2 separate regions of the Mus musculus genome follow, and region 1 is linked to region 2. Evidence: chromatin contacts called from ENCODE Hi-C or POLR2A ChIA-PET data. All regions are on one chromosome and are shown on one strand. The core of a region is the stretch at or near the end of the contact, and the rest is flanking DNA. Distances in the headings are between cores, read along the strand shown. Region 1 holds the start of Ubl5 (ubiquitin-like 5). Region 2 holds the start of Zfp317 (zinc finger protein 317).

Region 1 (3,810 bases), core at 125-2,624, 1.0 Mb after region 2:
CCCACCCCCATGTCCCAGGGCAGGGGGTGGCTCTCCCCGCACCGCTCCCGGGTCCCGCATACCGTGTAGAGCGTCAGGTCGACGTGTCGCCATAGCCACCGGTCATCCACTAGCCTCTTCCAGCGGTGACAGACCCTGGAGGAGTGGACCGGCCGTTAGAACGACCCCGGCCCGCTAGGACCGGATCCGCATCTCCTGCCGAGCCCATGCCCGGCTCTTTCCCCCGAGGAGCGGGGCGGCACCTGGAGATGCGGATCCGGTCCCGGACAGGGAGGTAAGAGAAGATCTCCAAGAGCACCAAGTCTGGGAGGTCAAACAGAGTCGCCATGGTCCAGCTGTCGCACGCTTCCGTTTCCGGTGGCGGCGAGGCCGCGTTCCCTGGACAGCGCTGGGGTGGTCGGACTGGCCAAACCGGCGCGACTTTCAGAGGCCCGCCGAGAATCCCTACTTTTCTAGGAAAGTGCCCGAGGCCCCGGGACTGGACAGGCGCGGGCTGACGACCGTTTAGAGGTCAAGACTAGAGACTGACTAGGCCTGACTGGCTTGGCTAGCGGATGGAACTGGAAATAGGAAAACCTGGATGTGGCTTGGGAGAGGAGGGGGCACGAGGCGTGGCCAGGGCCAAGAGGAAGACGAACAGCAAACCCAGAAGGCTGGAGGTGACGAGTGCCTCGGGGGCGTGGCCATAAGGTGGAGCTAAGTATAAGCAGCAAACCCAAAAGGGGTCCGCAGACAACCCAGAAGGCGTGACTCTAGGAAAACCTGGATGTGGCTTGGTGGAGGAGGGGGCACGAGGCGTGGCCAGGGCCAAGAGGAAGGCTAACAGCAAATCCAGAAGGCTGAAGGTGAAGAATGCCTCGGGGGCGTGGCCATGAGGTGGAGCTAAGTATAAGCAGCAAACCCAAATGGGGTCAGCAGACAACCCAGAAGGCGTGACTCTGGCGAGGAGGGGGCTCAGGGCGTAGTCATAGCCGGGAGACGTGGCGAGCAGAGGCAGGTAGACCCCACGCAAGCTGGGATGAAGAAAGCAACACGCCTAGAAAGCGTGGCTCCGACGGGCGGGGAGTGGTCCTGAGGCGTGGCCAAGGGGCCCAGGGGCCAGGAGGCCCGGGGGCCCGGGGGCCCGGGGGCCTGGAGGCCAGTCAGAGGAAAAGCAGCAAACTCCCAAAGTGGGACTCTGGGAGAGAGGATAAAAGACAGAGACGAAGGGCAGCAGGCGTTGCAAACAAGGCCAAAGTACTAGCATTTGAAAAAGCGCCGCCGAGTGGAAGGGTGTGGCCAGCGGCAGAGGAGCTGATTGGAGGCCGTCCACAACAATGGGAAGGCGTGGCTTCAGTAGGAAGAGACAAGGGGCGCGTCTAGAGCTAAGCGACTAGTGGCGTGCGGAGGTTTGGCTTGTGCTGGAAAAGGCTTAGGGTTACTGCCAAGGCAGAGATCAGCCTGCGACCAGACCGTATGTATACCCAGGAGGCATGACTTGAGCAGGGAAAAGTTAACAGAGCAACAAACCCAGAAACCATGACTTGTGTGGGAAGGGGCTCAAGGACTAGGGATCCTAATTGCGCCTGAAGACTAAACTTGTAAAACCTAGCTTAGGCGGAACAAGGTCCGATATAGGGGATGGAATCAAGTTTGGAATGGCTGGGCGACAAAGGGACAGGCTGGGAGACTTATGACTGGAAGAATGGATAAGAGCAGCGACGGGGGCCCTAAAAGCATCGCTGGAGACAGAAACAAGAGCTAAACCAGGAACTGGGTGTGCAGCTCAGTGGGAGAGCCTTTGGCTGGTAAGCATGCTTAGCAGGCCCTAGGTTCGACCTCCAACACTAAAACAAATACCAAAACAAAACAAGAAAAACAAACCCCACCACTTTTCTTGTATGTATGCCAAGAGACTTAAAGCCTGAGAAGTTTTTTTTCGAGACGGAAACGAATCCGGTAAAGCCTGAGAAGTCTTTTCAGGACGGAAACGAGGCATTGGGGAGACTGGAACATATCTAAGCACTAAAGACACAGAACAGGACTTCATTCGAAACTGAAAGGTGTGACTGGGATGGGAGTGAGGGGCCAGCAGGACGGCCAAGCCAGGGAGGCGTGGCCACAGCCGCAATAGAAAGCAAGAATAATGCCTTTTGCTGCCTACGCATAAGGATTAAATTTTGTATAAGTCGTATTAGGTAAGCACAAGGCGCTGGGTAAGACTTTTCTTTTTCTTGAGTCAATATATGCTTACCTTGCTAAGAATCCTGTCTGCTAAGAAGAAATCGCTCAATAGAGGCAAAACTGGTTGAATTTAAGAAGGGATTCCTCTCCCACCAGCTCTCGCGATTCTTTAATCTGGAACAAGATTAAAGAATCAAAGCAAAAGCTCTTTCCCCGTATGCTATTTCCAACATCTTCGCAGGCAGGACACGGACACGCGGAGTGGTACGCAACATGCATGGCCTCTCAACCAGGATCCGACTTAGTTTTCATCAACTGCAGCCTGCACCCCTGGAGTCTCTGAAACGGTCACTACGACCAGGGGCGGGGAAGCAAGCACAGGGTTTGAGGCTGAGCTTTGAATGAAAGCAGAAAGCCACAGGCCCTGCATGACTCCATTTCGGCACACCTGCAGCCGGGATTCCGCGGTAGGAGGATTGTCTGGCTTGGGAGTAGTCGAGCACCCCGCCGCTGAGATCCTTTAGGTTTCTTCCATGATGAAGGAATCTCCAACACCAGTTCCAACGTCCGCTGTAAATCCATTCTTAGCAAGTCCCAGCTCATCCACACTGCGCAACAGAATCGCAAATCCTAGCCCGGAACCCGGAAGCACCTAAGGGCCGGTGGTTCCGTTATATCACTTCCGCTTCCTGTTTGCAGGCTTAACTCCGGCCGGGGTTCCTCGCTCGAGCTACGAGTTGTGTCGTCGATAGGTTCGAGGATATTGGAGGTGAGAAGGCTAAAATGAGAGGCCCGAGATCACGGGAAGCTGCCAAGACTTGGGAACCTAGGGGTTGCGGGAGGCAAAGCCGGGTGAGTCTGGGGCCCGGACTGCCGCAGTTAAGGGGCGGAGTCGCGACTGTCTGTAGTCCGGGCAATTGAAACTGTAGACTGGGGCTGCAGGGGATTGCATCTGGTGTTAGGGGAACTGTGACCAGAGAGCTCAACCTAGGAAGGGGCTTTAGGAACCTGGGCGACCCCGAAAGGCCTGACTCTGTTGCTTTTCATCCCTCCCTCCACCTGGTGTAGCTCCAGCCACAATGATTGAGGTGGTTTGCAACGACCGTCTCGGAAAGAAAGTCCGCGTTAAGTGCAAGTATCCACCGAGGGGTGACTGGCAGTGGCTCTGGGGCAGATGGTGGTGTTGGATGGTTTCAGTTAAATGACGCTTATGGGGAGGCCTGATTACGTCTTCCTCGGTCTACCTCTTCCTTTCATTTACCTTAACTCCTTCGTGCCCAGCACCGATGACACCATCGGCGACTTGAAGAAACTGATAGCTGCTCAAACTGGCACCCGCTGGAACAAGATCGTTCTTAAAAAGTGGTAAGTAAGTGCAGTATTAGGCTAGAAGGTTTCGGTTGGGGTGAGCACCTCAGGCAACCCCGAAGAGTACGCAGCTTGTTTTCAGAACAAAAGACACCCCACCCCTTATCAGCTTCTCTCTGAATCCCTTAGGTACACGATTTTTAAGGACCACGTGTCTCTGGGAGATTGTATCCTTTTCCTGAAGTTCATGAAAGAAGCCATGTATTTATTTATTTATTTATTTATTTATTTATTTATTGGTTTTTCGAGACAGGCTTTCTCTGTATAGCCCTGGCTGTC
Region 2 (3,925 bases), core at 609-3,108:
AGGATTCAGTCCATTCTGGTTGGGAAATCCTGGCAGTAGGGGATAAAGCAGCTTGTCATATTGCATCTGCTGTTAAGAAGCACTGAGCAAATGGAACCGGAATCAGACTCTCAAACCTCAAGACCTACCCACTCTAGTGACTCTATCAAAGTTCCAGTTCCTAAAGGTTACACAGATTGCATAAACAGATGTCCCTGTATTGGTCAGCTACATAAGCTTGTGGCTACAATTTTACCTTCAAACAGCAACAGAGTTACAGCAAGAGCCTGGAAATCATTGCTGTATGTCTCAGATGCTACCTGGTAACATTTTTGACTCTCAGTGTGGTAGATGCTAGTGTTAAATTGACCCATTCAAGGTAAAATGAGTAATATTTTGTGAATTAGTGAATGCAGGTTGACAAATAGAAGTATAAAAATGTTGACTGCTACTATCTGAAATTTCCCTACTGCCAAAAAAAAAGAAAGAAAGAAAGAAAGAAAGAAAGAAAGAAAGAAAGAAAGAAAGAAAGAAAAGAAAGGAAAAGAAAAAAAGGAAAAGAAAAGAAAAGAAAGGAAAAAGAGAATACAAATGTATACTAACTTTGAAGATTCTTTAATCTTTAATAGTATCATGATTTTCATGGTCCATGCTGAGAGGATAGGTTGATAATGCAGAAATACTATGGTTATGAGAACTTTATAACTTCATGTGAAGTTCAAATACTATCATAAATCAAATTAACTTAGGCAATTTCCAGTATCCTCAGTTCATTTCATTGCCCATCCCTATATCTGGCTGAACAACCTTTATGAAATTCTTTAACATATATTATTAAGACATGAATAATCTTAATCAATCCTAAAAACTTACAATGCTATAGATAGCAACACAGATACACAGCAGAGTTTTTTGTCCTACTTTTCTGCAAGATATTAATCTATCACCCATCATATTTATTAAATGCCTTGATCTTTCACTCTTTTCATTCTATGACTAATAAAATCCCATGTGTGCAGTTCCTTGGCAAAAATTTGTCTTTTGTCACACCCTCAGTTGGTGTTTCTGGGTCATGGTCTTTGGTATTTGTTTGTGAACAAATTTATCTGCGGCAAGAGTAGTTTTGTGTTGACACCGATTTTGAAACGAACAAGTTGATAAAGCTGCTATATTTGAGGTTAGGTTGGGTGTGTTTTCAGTATTTAAATATGTGTCTAAATATCTTAAGTAAGGCAGTGTAGTTTTGGGGGTATAGGTATGGGTTATGGGTTATAGTGATTGCATACAATATTTAAAGTAGGAAGAGTGACTGCTAACAGGTTCAGGTTGATGATCTTAGAAAGAAGAACAAGCTGAAGGCAGGCCCATAAGATGATGTGGTGCAATTAGAACTTGGAAAAAGCATATATATACATATATACATATATACATATATACATATATACACATATACACATATACACATACACACATACACACATACACACATACACACATACACACATACACACATACACACATACACACATACACACATACACACATACACACATACACACATACACACATACACACATACACACATACACACATACACACATACACACATATATATATTCTACTTGAGCATCCTTGTCAGGGCCGTCCAACTAGAAACTACATTTCCCATAAACCCTTGTCAGGGCCGTCCAACGTAGAAACTACATTTCCCATAAACCATTTCAATCTCATTTAGAAGCAATTAATCGGTTTCGCGAGAGTTCCTAGTTCACCAAGAATGCACGGCTCATTAAGGTTATCAAACTCCATTTCCCAAGATGCACGCCGTGAAGGTTTCACGTTATAAAAGGCTTATGAAGTTTCGCGAGATTTCGAAGACGGACGTGAAGTAGAAGCCATTGCTTCGGGGAGCTAGTGGAAGTCACATGTGCGAAAGGATAGTTGGGGTTTCCCCTGTGTTTGGACCCTCCTGTTCCCCGAAGCGTTCTGAAGCATTCCGGGGCCTTGCGTGAACTTCTAGTTCTTCCGCCTTAGCCGCGGAGACTTCCGCTTCCTGGATTCCACCCTCAGTCTGGTAAGCCCGTGGTTCGTCACTTAACCCGTTAGCTCCAGGAAGCGGAGGGCTGTGGCCGGGATGAGGACAGCAGAAACCTTAGGAGGCGTGCCTTGAGGTCCCCATCCTGGCGACCCAGGAGAGGTTTTAAAATATGTAGACCAGGATGTTCAGGGGTGTCGGAATGACAGTGATTGCTCTTAGCATGGGTTTCCTTCCTAAAACTATCATTGATATGTGCACACCTTTTTCTTTTTGTTATTGTGAAACTTGCCTAATACCTTTTCTATTATGTTAAATCATCAGTTGCTTTATGCGTTTGTTGGCTGACAATCCTCATGTGAATAAATTACTTGTAAACATAGTTGTAATTTAATTTGAAAGTTAATCTAATTAAATACTTTGAACTTTTTCCATAATATTTTTCCAAGCTTTTATATAAAAGCCACAACTTCAATAAACATATAATTAAAGATAATTAAAGATAGCAATAGCTATGTTTTTTGCAGAGGCCAAATTTTTGTTTGTAGTCTACAAGGTGACAATGGTATCCGTAAGTAATAAACATGACTTTAGAAGTTAGTGATGATGGTTACACAATAATGAACATGATAGGTGCCAGGGAAATTGAACACTTAAATTTTAAATAAAATGGCAATTTTTATATTATGAAAAAATATTAAAACGATGACCATTTAGTGAATTTATAAGCTAGATTATGATGGAGATCATTAAAGACTCGTGTGCTCTTGTTATAGTACATATTTTCTCTCCCCTATAGTGAAATATGTGGATTTTGCTGTTCCCCCAATACTATTATGTATTTTAATGAAATCATTTTTCTACTGATCCAAGTATCCCATTGCACCAAGTATCTTAAACTCAAAAGGTAGTCACTTTTCAATAGTGTCACACCTTATATTTTAAAATGAGATGTAAAACCCAGATGCTGCATTTCTCTCTCCAAGGTGTGTTGGGTCTGTATTTTAGTCTTTAGAATATTGACATTTTTATGCCATTAAATTTTATAGTTAATCTGTTTATATAGCTGAGCAATTTGATTTTAAGTGTATTTTCTTTTTTTTTCCTCTCAACCTTTTTTCTACTTGTTTTTTTTTTTTTTTTAATTTTTTATTAGGTATTTTCTTCATTACATTTCAAATGCTGTCCCAAAAGTCCCCTATCCCCCACCTTAGAATTCTGTGGTTCATATTGTTGTTCCTTACCTGTGTTTTCAATAACATTTTCTTCAAGCTGTTATACTTTATGAATTTGAGATCAAGATTATTTCTAAAATATATATTTCTACTAATTTAGTACAGTATTTGGATGTTGTTCATAGGCAGTTCTGTCACCTGACTAAAATAAGTAAATATGCTTCCTTTTAATTATACACATTTGTTATATCCTGGTTTGGATGGAGATTTGAAATATTGGTAGTGAGTTTATCTAGCACAATCATAGATGACCCTGCTTTCCTTCTGACTCTTAAGTAAAATTGGCTTCCCATATGCTGGAATTTTTTCTATTTTTATGTCAAGGAACTTGTCTTTTTCTGGAGGTGTTTTGTTTTTTGTTTGTTGTTTTTAATTTTGTTCATCTGTTTGTTTTTATCGTCCTTTTCTTTTCCTTCTGTATTGCTGTACTCTTCTATTGTGTTTTCTTTTTTTCTGCTCTTTTTTCCCCTGCTGTATTTCAGGTGAATTGAAATATCTTGTGCTTGACCAATATAATGCTGGTATATCGAGTGAATAAGCAAATAATGGAGTTTTTGTTTTTGTTTTTTTTCAAGCATAATGGAATTAGGACAATTGACTTTTCAGTAGTAACTAAGTTTAGAAAGGACACATTTTCCTGACATTAGGAACTTCTTGCTGCGTTTGCTTGTTTGTG

The links. Hi-C counts contacts between places; a loop is a spot of excess contacts on that map. ChIA-PET counts read pairs that join two places held with the same protein, here RNA polymerase II (POLR2A).
Region 1: a map of heart shows a loop between it and region 2 (5-fold over the local background). The contact joins the promoter of Ubl5 here to the promoter of Zfp317 in region 2. A Hi-C loop is called at or near these places in 1 of 37 maps with a recorded cell type or tissue (heart). POLR2A ChIA-PET finds 5 or more read pairs at or near these places in 1 of 5 experiments (embryonic stem cell).

What each region holds. Positions count from the first base shown.
Region 1 is chr9:20,641,962-20,645,771 of GRCm38, forward strand. Ubl5 (ubiquitin-like 5) reads left to right here and starts at 1,375. Exons shown (of 5, transcript NM_025401.4): 1 at 1,375-2,932; 2 at 3,232-3,298; 3 at 3,445-3,528; 4 at 3,661-3,698. The coding sequence starts at 3,243. It overlaps Fbxl12 (F-box and leucine-rich repeat protein 12), which reads right to left and starts at 845. Exons shown (of 3, transcript NM_013911.3): 1 at 243-845; 2 at 63-135. The coding sequence starts at 328.
Region 2 is chr9:19,620,233-19,624,157 of GRCm38, forward strand. It overlaps Zfp317 (zinc finger protein 317), which reads left to right and starts at 1,859. Exons shown (of 9, transcript NM_172918.4): 1 at 1,859-2,053.